2 separate regions of the Mus musculus genome follow, and region 1 is linked to region 2. Evidence: chromatin loops called from intact Hi-C (ENCODE). Cell type or tissue: left cerebral cortex. All regions are shown on one strand. Each heading gives the region's core, and the rest is flanking DNA. Links, peaks and the distances in the headings are about the cores only. Region 1 overlaps Chrm3 (cholinergic receptor, muscarinic 3, cardiac). Region 2 holds the start of Chrm3 (cholinergic receptor, muscarinic 3, cardiac).

Region 1 (5,380 bases), core at 61-5,060, 120 kb after region 2:
AAAAGAATCTTGAACTTGAATATATCATATACATAAAGAAGCTGAAGCTGAATAATTTAATTGCACTAGGCCCAGGCATGCCACAACCAACTGCATCTGAGTGCAGGCTGTGAACAAACCTGCCTTTCCATTATTCCCACTGTGATGAAGAGAGATGAACTATGCATCACCCATCCAGTGTCAATGTTGTTCCTAAGTCTATTTCATAGTATGGTGTGATTGTGTCTAACGTACAATAGACATCTAAAGAATGCTTGTTAAGGGATTAGCCACTTAGAATCACTTAACACATAAATGTGGGAAATTCAGTTCAGATGCCCAGTACCCCTGTAAAAAGACAGGAATTCTGGTGTGTGATTGCAGCCCCTGACCAGGAGGTAGAGACAGGTAGATCCCTGGGATTTGGGAGCCACCCAGCCTAGCATAACGTAGGAGTCCAAGTCCTAGTGAAAGACTCTGGCTTAAAAATTAAGATGGCCTGCTCCTGAATAACAACATTTGAGACTGATCTCTGTATTCTCCATGTACATAAACCCCCTACAAACACATGCACATGCATGCTTGTATATATATATATATATATATATATATATATATACCTACACGTGTGTGCATGCACATGCAAACAGACATAGAGAGAGAGAGAGAGAGAGAGAGAGAGAGAGAGAGAGAGAATAACTGCATACTGCTATTCAAACACAGTCTCCTGGCTTGCCCCAGTAGTCTCCTATGCGTTGTGTGGTGGAAGAAATGAGATACTGTCAAAGGAAAATGTCACGCTGGTTTCTTTTTCATACCACCCTTGCTGGATTCCAGCACAGTGTCAGAACTGCTTTGGTGCTTTCAGAGCCTGCCTTCCACAGATGTGTTAGCAGTAACTTTTAGAAAAGTCAAGAGCTGCAAATGACACTTCCATTTGGCACATCTCGTTGTCTCTGTAAATTTAGGATCTCAAAGTAAGCTAGCCTAGCCAATTCCACTAAAATTGTATACAGTTGCCTTTCTTCACTGCCTCCAGGTCTGAACCTTTCAGCCAGGGAACTTTTTTCAGAGCTTATAGTTAGATGGTGATGGAGGTAACATGAGGCCCTGGAGATGAAGGCACAGGTGTGCACACCTGTTGATATTTTGAATTTTTGGAACACTTTGCCTCCAGCTCTTCAGATTCCAGCTGTCGCCCCCTCAGAAAAGCTTTTTTCAGCTCTCGGTCCATGGTCACGTCACACTCCATTGTTTATCATTTTCCCCTGGGTTTCTTTTTCCAGCAGCTGTCACAGTGTGATCACTAGTTGCTGCATGTGTTGGCTGGATAGTTGATCTTCCACACAAGCGTGCCAGCCATGCATCCATGGGGACACATGCATTAGCTTTGCCCATGGAATTCTAGCTCCCACTATAGTACCCAATACCTAATACTTATTTCATGGATCAGTGAGTATTTGTTTTAGTTTGAACCTATTGCTCTATCAACTAATCGTCTTACAGCATTCTGTAATAAACAACTCATGTGCTGCTCTGTATTAGCCCATTATTTCTCATGAAGGAATGAGAAGCAGAGTTAAAATCTAGGATCTGTAGCATCCTGACCATGGAAGTAGCTCCCTGACCACTTTCATTCTGCTTTAATGTAGAAAACCCAGGGTCACTGAAGTCTAAAGGTTAAAAGAGCTTCCCAGATCAAGATAGCTATAGTAGCTTACGTAAGGTGACCAGTTCCTAGACTACTAGTTCAAAGAGTACTTTATATACTAACAGTGCAGGAGGAAATAAACCCCCAATGATGATGCTTTACAAATAAAAAGAGAATGTAAAGATTATGAATATGCTAAGGAATGAAAATAGCCAAAGAGATGCCCCTCTCTATATGTGCACTCTAGATTCCTAGAGATTTAAGGACTATATTGTATATATTATACATGCATACTAAGTTCTCATATTATCATCCTGTCCCCCTCGGTTTTTTTTTTTTTTAGAAACAAGCCTTCTGTGGTTTTCAAAATAAATACCACTTTTACTGACAGCTTCTATCTTTATCTCTCCAGAAGACAGAACCCTGCCATTGTGCATTCCTGCAATCTGGCATTTGGTACAAGGAGGCTGCCCTCCCCTTACAGAACTTGAACCCCCACACTGGAAAAATTGCTCTGCCTCTCCTTGAGACTGGGATGTTCTAAATATATTAATATGATGTTCAGTGAATTGTGGCAATGTCCATTCTCAAGGTTTATGAAGCACACACTAATACTAGATAAATGTGTTTAAGAAAATTCTTATTGTGGAATTTCTTATCCTGAGGCCTTTGGGTGGTGGAGTCAGACAAGAACACAGCCCCTAATATTATGCCTATCCTAATGCTTCTACATCTAGGCTACTTGGCACCATCATCCCAAGGACCTTTCCCCCTAATTTATTAATTGATAAGTTTGTATCCATATAAACCATATATCTGACCCTATCCACCCCCAACTCCTCCCTCCAATATTTTAGAAGCCTCTGAGGCTCTAGACAGGACAGTTTCAGCTGAATCCCTGGGAGTGAAGCTCAGACTTAGGTCTTAAAGCTTCTCAAGAGACTCCTTTGGAAGGCAGGTTGGAAAATCCTGAGCTAAACTTACCTGAAGCCTGAGCTGGGTTCAAAGTGGACTGGAAAGAGGCATAGTCTTCTAGGGAGTGGTTGGGATTGAGTTCAGATACCAGCTTTCCTCACAACTAGTATACTAAAACAAACACAACTCTTTTACCATTCTAGCCTATCTCAGTGTTCATTGAAACAGCCCCTAAGCAAGAGATGCTGACCTAAATTACCCTGTAATTAACCTGATTCACATCTCCTAATAGGATGCTTTTTTCAGTCTTGTACAGCTGAATCTTACTTCCAAATCTATAAAGTCTGGTTAGGGTTGTACCACACATGAATCGCTGACTTTTACTATTAGTAGACAGAGATACGAAGTATCTCTACTTGAGTCAAGAGCTTTAGCCAGGCATAATGGTACACCTGCCCACTGGATGTGACAGCTGACCAGGCATTGGTACTTTCTAGAGACCCCTAGCTAATATGAGGTTCCCCTATACCTTTAGCTAATAAAAGTTTCTCAATACCATGTTTGTGCCATTGTTTCTGTTAAGTGCAAGTATGTGCTCCGTGTGTCAGGCCCGTGTTGAATGAGACTAATCCCTAAACCAGGAACTAAACATGGTATCATTTATTAGACTTTATTTTTCTGTTACATTGTCTTTGCCACCAGTTTTATACCAAGTTTGTTCTGTCCACTGTGGAAGCCATAGTGGTAAAAAAAAAATAGTTTTCACTGTGTCCCTTTGACATCTCCAAACCATAGTGAGTCTTTGATGAAGGCAGTTTTGCTTCATGCTAACAGCCTGCAGAAGACTCACTGTATTTATCCTCGTTTCTCAGATGAAAAGACAGTCGGTTGGATAAAGTTTGCTCAGCAAGGTAACATGGTTAATAAATGACAGAAGTAGAGGAGCCAACCCTAGGATGTTGAATTTTCAAAACCTAAACTGTTGAACAAGAATTGTGAAGACTAGATTTATTTTTAAACCAACTCTTTAAAAAAAAAATCAGTACCAATGTTCATTTGTATCTTTTCATGTTCCCACTCACCTTATCTTCACCAGCCTTCACCTCAACCACCATTGGCATGTTGACTGCTGACAATCGGAGATAATTGAGAGTGTCTTACCAATTGATACTCCTGAAGTCTGGGATGTTTGCTCTCTGCTTCAAGATGAACCGTCACTTTCAATTTTCAGACTCTGTTCAAATGTCAAGCAATTCCCTGTGAAGCTTGGCCTGAGCTCCTGTGTCTGTTAATTACTCTCTCCTCTGTGCTCTTGCATCTCTTGGCAGATACTACAACCCAGAATCCATCACTCACTAAATAATGATTTCTGGTGTTTTAATTAACCTTCATTAGCCTCAGTTTCCCTATCTATACAAAGGATGACAATCAACATACTCCTCTTGGTAGCTTATGAGTATGAAAGGAGACACTTCATCTGTATTGGTTTGACTGACCGTGGTCCCCTGGGCTCGTATGTATGAATATTTGATACCCAGTTTAAGAAAGTGTTAGGGAGGGATTAGGAAGTAATACCTTGTTGGAGGAAGTGTGTCACTGCATGTGAGTTTTGAAATTTCAAAAGCCCATGACATTCCCAGTTTCCCAGTTAGCTTTTTCTGTATCATGATACTCTTTCAAGATATAAGCTTTCAGCTATCACTCCAGAACTATGCCTGCTTGTCTGCTGCCTGATGTCCCCTGCCATGATAGTCATAACCTCTATCCCTCTGGAATTATGAGCCCCGAATTAGACCCTTCTATAATTTGTCTTGGTCATGGGATTTTAACACAGCAATAGAAAATTAAATAAAGCAGAATACAAGATACTTAACTGCATATCACAGAATAAGAATGTGTAAAATTCCAACTATGCCATTCTATTTCATCTCTTTGTTATTAAAGCCCATGCTGCTGTAGGTTCATCAGTGATGCTTGTGAACTTCCCAGCTATGGGTTCTTGGGCAGATTTACAATGTCAGACATATGTTTTTCCTCCTTTAGAACAAGCATTAAACTGAAGCAGAATGTGGCTTGTTATCCTCATAACATATGTGTCATTATTGCATCCATGGGCATATCTTGCCATGCATTTTATTATTGTAGCTTGCCGGGTTCACAGGAGGGTAAGGCTGATGACTCCGCGAGCAGCCTGCTTAGCACCTTCTGCTACTATGAAATCTAGCCAGCAGAGAAGAAGCTTCCTAGTCATGTACTCAAACTCTTAAAAATATTTTCTCCTGCTATAGGATTGCTTTGTAGGAGGGTGGGCATGACGATCTGTAATTTGTATCTCTAGGTTTTGCCAAGTGCTTAGCTCAAAATGGAAACCTGTGAGCTCATGCATGCTTCTCAACTCCTCCATCCCCTAAAGAAGGTCCCACCCAAGGCTGAAATGTGGCTTCAAAGAAAAGTGTATAAGTGATTGACATAAAGAGTCTTTAATAAAGGTCATCCTCTGTTGTTACTTACTGAGCTTTAGAGATACAGAGGCTACAGCTAGGACACAGTCACACACTTTAACATCACTGCTTTCTTTCTCTTATGCTGAGACTATGGCATGTCACCACAGCCCGTGCTGCCATGGTCCCTCTGAGTAGCAGGGTCCTGAAAGATCTTGTGGTCTCATCTCACTGGTGCTTGGCAGACCTGAGTCCTGCAGCTGTACAAGAGCCAGGCTCTCGGAGAGACCTGCTAAGTCCCCCTGCCATGCTTCATTGACAGGGGATGGACTCTTGCCCTGAGTTGGTTCTGTTCACCCTGGACTTTTAGCTGACCATCTGTTTGAAGGCTCAG
Region 2 (5,380 bases), core at 97-5,096:
TCCCACCACATGGGAAGAGGGGGGAAGAAAGATCAAGATGGGAGTTCAAAGCAGACCCCAGGGAAGAGGAGGGCTAGAGAAGCAAGAAACAAGGAAAGAAGGAAAGAGGGAGGGAGAGAGAGAGGAAGAGCAGGAAGGGTCAGGGATAAAGAAAAAGAAACAAAGAGAGGAAGGAAGGAAGAAGGGAGAGGAAGGTAGAGAGAGAGAGAGAGGGAGGGAGGGAGAGAGAGAGAGAGAGAGAGAGAGAGAGAGAGAGAGAGAGAGAGAGAGAGAGAGAGAGAGACTAGTGAGACTGTGGTTTAATTTTCCTGGCTGAAAAAAAAAAGTGTGCACACATGTGCATATGCACGCAGACGCGTTCTTTTCAGCAGTGCTTCTCTAATTTCTCCTAAAGTGTAAACTTCTGGGGAGCAAAGCTGCCCTGTCCTCTGCTACTTCGCTCTGCATAAACAAACGCTCTTTAAATCTCAAATCGTACACGCACCATACTGTCCCCTTGAGAAAGGTTGCCAGCCGGCTCCTTTATTTTCTGGAGCTGAGGTTCACTTGTCCATAAGTTCAGTCCAAGAAATCGCATTCTTCATACCCTTCTAAGCAATTGAAGGAAACCCACTTCAGACTTCAAATGGAACACGGAAACATCTGATCAACATCAACCCTTGAAACACTGAGCGCAAATAGGGAGCACGTGAGGCCACGCTGGGTGGGTGGAAACTCCTCGCCCAGGTTCTGTGCCCGGCCTCTAGCGATCCTATCCGAAAAGTACCCAGGATCTCCCTGGGCTGGTTTCCCTCGCCCCTGCCAGGCGGAGAATACAGCCAAGCCAGCACGCGGGGAGAAGCGAGGAGCCCGCGGTGCCACTGGGCATGCTCAGAAACAGAGCAGGTTTAGGGCTCCAGCAGGCAGCTAGTGAGTTACACTGAAAGAAGAAGGACTAGGAGGAGGAGGAAGGGGAGGAGGACGAGGGCAGCAGTAGCCACGATCGCCACCACCAGGCAGAGGAAGAGTTCATGAGGAGGGACAGATCTCCTCCCACTTGGAGCGCCTTCTGTCTGCTTTTGGAGAAAAGAATAAAACATATACAAAGAGGCAGAGAAAAGGAATGAGAAGTGAGAGAGCAGGAGGGTAAAAAAAAAAAAAATTAAGGCGAGATCAGAGAGGGCTGGGGTGGGCAGGGGCGCGCAGGACGCGGGGGCGGACTAACCGAGCCCCAGTGCGGTCGCCCGGGCAGGTGCCACGGCTGCTGCCGAGAGGCGGCATGTGACGCGCGGCCGCAGCTGCCCGCGGGCGGAGCGCGCTCGGACCCGGGAGCGCAACCGCGGGCCAAGTCGGCTGCAGCCGGGAGCCCCGCACTCGCGACCGGCCGGGAGGAGCCCGCAGCTGCGCTTGCACCCAGAAGCCGGGCGATGCAGACAAGGGCGGCTCCGAGGCACGAGCGAACCTGAGGACAGTCGCTGTCTCCGAACTCCCTGCTGCGAGAGACCGAGGTTCGGTAGAGCGGACTGGACAGTCCGGGAGATTCGGGGAGGCGCGGAGGACTGGAGTGGGACAGCCACCTGGAGCACGGCTGCCAGGTAAGGACGTGCGCTGCTCGCTACCGCGCAGTGCAGAGAGGCTAGCAGCGAACCTGACCCGGTTTCTTGCCTTATCTGGTGGTGAAATAAGGGGAAAAGTTTTCTGCCTCCGTAGGAAATTTGTTTGCTGGTGGAGTTTAAAGGAAGGACTGAGGAGGGACGAAGAGAGGTGGTTTTGTCAATCTAGGGGAACAGGAACTGGATATCTGTCTGGTGAGGAGTTGGAGCGCAGGGACGAAGGGTGGAGAATGCGGAGGTGGCACCCGAGCGCCTGGGAAAGACAGGGGCAGGCGGTCAGTGGCCAAGAGAGCACCCCTGTCAGCTCACCCGGATCCCTTGGGCTTCTTTTTTCTCTCTCATAGGCAGGATCCAAAAGCGAAGAAGGGAGCGCCAGAGCTGTTTGTCTGGGCTCCTGTGTGCTGGGTCCTCTGTGGGCCTTTCAATACCGTTTTAATTTTTTTTTAGGAAAGCTAAGTCAGATCCCTGCCAACCTTGCAGCGAGGGACGACTCTTGGGGTCACTTTTCTGGAGCGAAAAGGCGGTTTTCATTCCACGCCTGGTGACCTGGGAGAGGGTACTGCGCCAGGGCGCGAGTCTACTCTGGCTCAGCCAGAGCTGCTAAACTATACCGGATCTCTTCTCCGGAGTCTTCCCGCTCCTTTCTGGCACAACCTCGTTTCTGTGCGCAGCTTGTTTCTATGTGGTGGTTTTTAAACCGCTGAGGTCAGGGAGATGGTTGACCCAAAGGGGTAGAATTCACTTGTCCACTCCACGCTTTGAGTATTGGAATTGTGACGCTGCCTTGTCTGCCGGTGTGTGAGACTCTCCTTGCACGCAAGGGTTGGAAGTAAGAGAGGAAAGGAGCATTGGGGACTCGCATCCATATGGATGCATTTTTCAAAACCGCAGACCTTGTTTTGTGGATAAGTGTTTTGAACCTGTCTGAAGTCTGTAAGCATATATGCCACCATCCACCCACCCGACTCCACTGATATTCTTGACAGGGTTTTGAAAGGGTGGCAGACTCTGCTGTTAGGGAAACTGACCACTTCATTGTGAGCTTTCAACAGATCTTTCCTTTCCCTCTTTGCCTCTGAGGTTCAACAAGATAGGAAATGTACCATTCCTGGACACACACACACACACACACACACACACACAGCACTTTGCCCCCGCCCCCACCCCTTTTTGGGTTACTATTTGAAAACAGAACATATTCTTAAAAGCCTGCTTAATAATTATGGAGTCCAGAGCGTTTCATATTGGGAAAGCACTTATTCTGCAGGAACGGTTCAACACGGTTTCCTGTGTTTAAAACAGTGCTAGTGGATTTGCTGGAGAGATCTTACAGGAAGATATACCTTTCAAAAAGGAGAAAGGGGAGCCTGGAAAAATGCACACATGGATGCGGTGGATGAATATTAAACAGGAATGAGGTCTTTCCATTGCTGTGCCACTCGCTGGTGGCTCCCTGCTGTGGCAGGAGCTGGTGTTGGGACGTATACATGTGCAGGGGTCATGCTTACCTCTTCCATGTGTGATCTCATAGGCCACAGAAGTGGAGTGTGAACCCCACATCTACCACTTGATAACTCTGTCTTTAGACGATGTTTGTGTGGCTTGCCTCCGTTAGCTTAACACGCAGTTACCTACTGTTAAGCCAGAAGGCATGTCATTTCCGAAGTTCTGTAAGACAACACAACTTTAGCAATGGATTACTCTATTAAAAATAATGGCTGCAGATCCGATATAGACTGTACCTTAGGCTTGGGGAGGGTGATTTGAGGTGGAATTAAACAGGAAAACAAGAGTGATGTAAGACTTTAAAACAAACAATACTAGATAATGATTTAAATGGACTCAATAGTTTAATAACAAAATGAGATAAAAGGCAAGACCTTTTGAGAAACCTTTGAGCATAAATCTTTGGTCGTAGAAAATTGTTAGGCAAGGGTGTAATTTGAAGAAGTAGATTGTATGGAATTGGGTGAGATTTAGATAAAGACTAGACATTAAAATAAGAGTAGTTCTGTCTTAAACCTACTCTAAAACTTATGTACGAAGCTTTAGGGAGATCTGGAAGGATTCACTGCTTTTTCCTGACAGGAGGCTGGACAAACCTTGCTTCAAACATATTTGTTTCTGAAGATTGCTGAAGCAAGGATAAATACGCCCTTTAACATGTATCTTTTCATTTTTCCTTATAAAAAAATAAATGACTTAACTTTTACACAAGAAAAAAATGTTATTTTAAACTATAATATATGAGAATACAAGCTCATTTTAATTGTACTTTATTTAATTTTTAATAGTAGGTAACCTGTTGAATGTGAGGTGTGTGGAAGGGTAATGTATAGAGCTAAGATTTCTTGGATTCGTGGTAATAAACTGAATACAAACTTAAAGGTTATGATTCTAAGCTTTCTGAAGTGCTAACACTTATTTTTAAGGTTTTTGTTTTTTCTTTTTGTTTTTTTTTTAAACCTAAAATATCACATATCTTGAGCCAACATAGTGTTCTTGCCTGATAATGATGTTAGCCTTGGCAGATTCAGTTGCTTACACCTAAGTGGCCTGGACATCATCACTGGGTCTGGTTTGCAGTGTGGGACGTTTACATGTAGAGCACTTGTGGTGACCCTTTCCACCAGGGACGAATAAAGGGTTCTACAGAGATGTGTACCCCAATCCCCTTCATGTATGAAGCCTAACTTTATGTCATGGTGTGTTAAGACTCACACCATTATGTCGTCAGCATGGTATGTCATGACTCATACCATTATGTCGTCAGCATGGTTTTGAAGAATGACTAATTGGAAATATTTTCTTTTACACAGTATGCTTGTGAATTGAAAATATATCTTCCTTGCAGAGAAATATTTTAAAAGGCATATATGCTTCCAACAAAAGAATTAATCAAAACCCTTCACTATTTTTATATTTTAAATGAATCAGCATATATAAATATGACTGTTGCTTAGTTGTTAAGAGCAGTGTATACATGGTTTCCCAAAATGTGGTATTTAAGAAATGCAACACCAGACACCTCCTCCCCCCCCCTCTCTCTCTCTCTCTGTGTGTGTGTGTGTGTGTGTGTGTGTGTGTGTGTGTGTCTAGAAGGTTCTGTGAATCTAGTGGAAATTCTGTTCTGGTTCTTACCCCTTGGGCTGGACTTTCAAACTCAAGTGAAAGTCTTGGCTTCATGACAAGATAATCTAATGAATTTAACACAAGGCAAAGCCAGTCAAGGTGAGAGTTAGATGCAAGTGTCTGACAGACTCTGTTCTATGTTAAGGAAGCCGCCTGGGCCTTGGATCAGGTACAAAGCTGATGCCTGATCCCAGATCATTCAGTGTCCAATGTGACTCCCTCTGTGTTCTCCTTAAAGACACCCTGGAAGGGCCAAAGTTGTCCCTTTTAGGGATTTAGATTGCTTTCTTTCAGAGTGCCTTATACTGATGCATTCCTGGTTGATGGAGACTTTCCCTGGAATTGGTAATGGAGGCTGTTGAAAGTAAGGAGCCACACAGATCCTGCATGAAGACAGTAAGCCTTCCCAAGTCTTTATCTCTGCCCAGTGGAAATGTTTGCCCATCTACAACTCAAGGCAGACACAAGGACAGAACCCATGCAAAAGAATATTTTTGTTTCGTACATACACGTTCATGTATGTGTGGGTGTATGTGTGTATCAGTAAATCATTTGCACATGTTTGCAGCAGCAAGAAATCAGCCTCTTTCTCTGGTACTCTCTACCTTATTTGTTTCTTTGTTTGCTTGTTGTTTATGTTTTGTTGACATAGTGTC

What was found. A loop is a pair of places that touch in the nucleus more often than their neighbours do. Peaks named below come from ENCODE experiments on the same cell type or tissue, not always from the same donor. Only the 100,000 strongest peaks of a DNase experiment are listed, where the experiment ranks them.
Region 1: a loop joins it to region 2, with 4 times the contacts of the local background. A loop is called at or near these places in 3 of 42 quality-filtered maps.

What each region holds. Positions count from the first base shown.
Region 1 is chr13:10,235,902-10,241,281 of GRCm38, reverse strand. The region is part of intron 1 of Chrm3 (cholinergic receptor, muscarinic 3, cardiac); the gene reads left to right. Among named protein-coding and RNA genes, the nearest start is that of Gm26861, 120 kb to the left of the region's middle. In left cerebral cortex, for the core only: no CTCF peak of the experiment used is centred there; DNase peaks (open chromatin) are centred at 921, 2,104 and 4,815; H3K27ac peaks cover 709 bases.
Region 2 is chr13:10,356,458-10,361,837 of GRCm38, reverse strand. It overlaps Chrm3 (cholinergic receptor, muscarinic 3, cardiac), which reads left to right and starts at 1,035. Exons shown (of 5, transcript NM_033269.4): 1 at 1,035-1,574. It overlaps Gm26861 (a long non-coding RNA gene), which reads right to left and starts at 2,359. Exons shown (of 7, transcript XR_001780860.2): 1 at 1,902-2,359. In left cerebral cortex, for the core only: no CTCF peak of the experiment used is centred there; DNase peaks (open chromatin) are centred at 1,648, 2,204, 2,455, 3,073 and 1 more place; H3K4me3 peaks cover 3,722 bases; H3K27ac peaks cover 2,174 bases.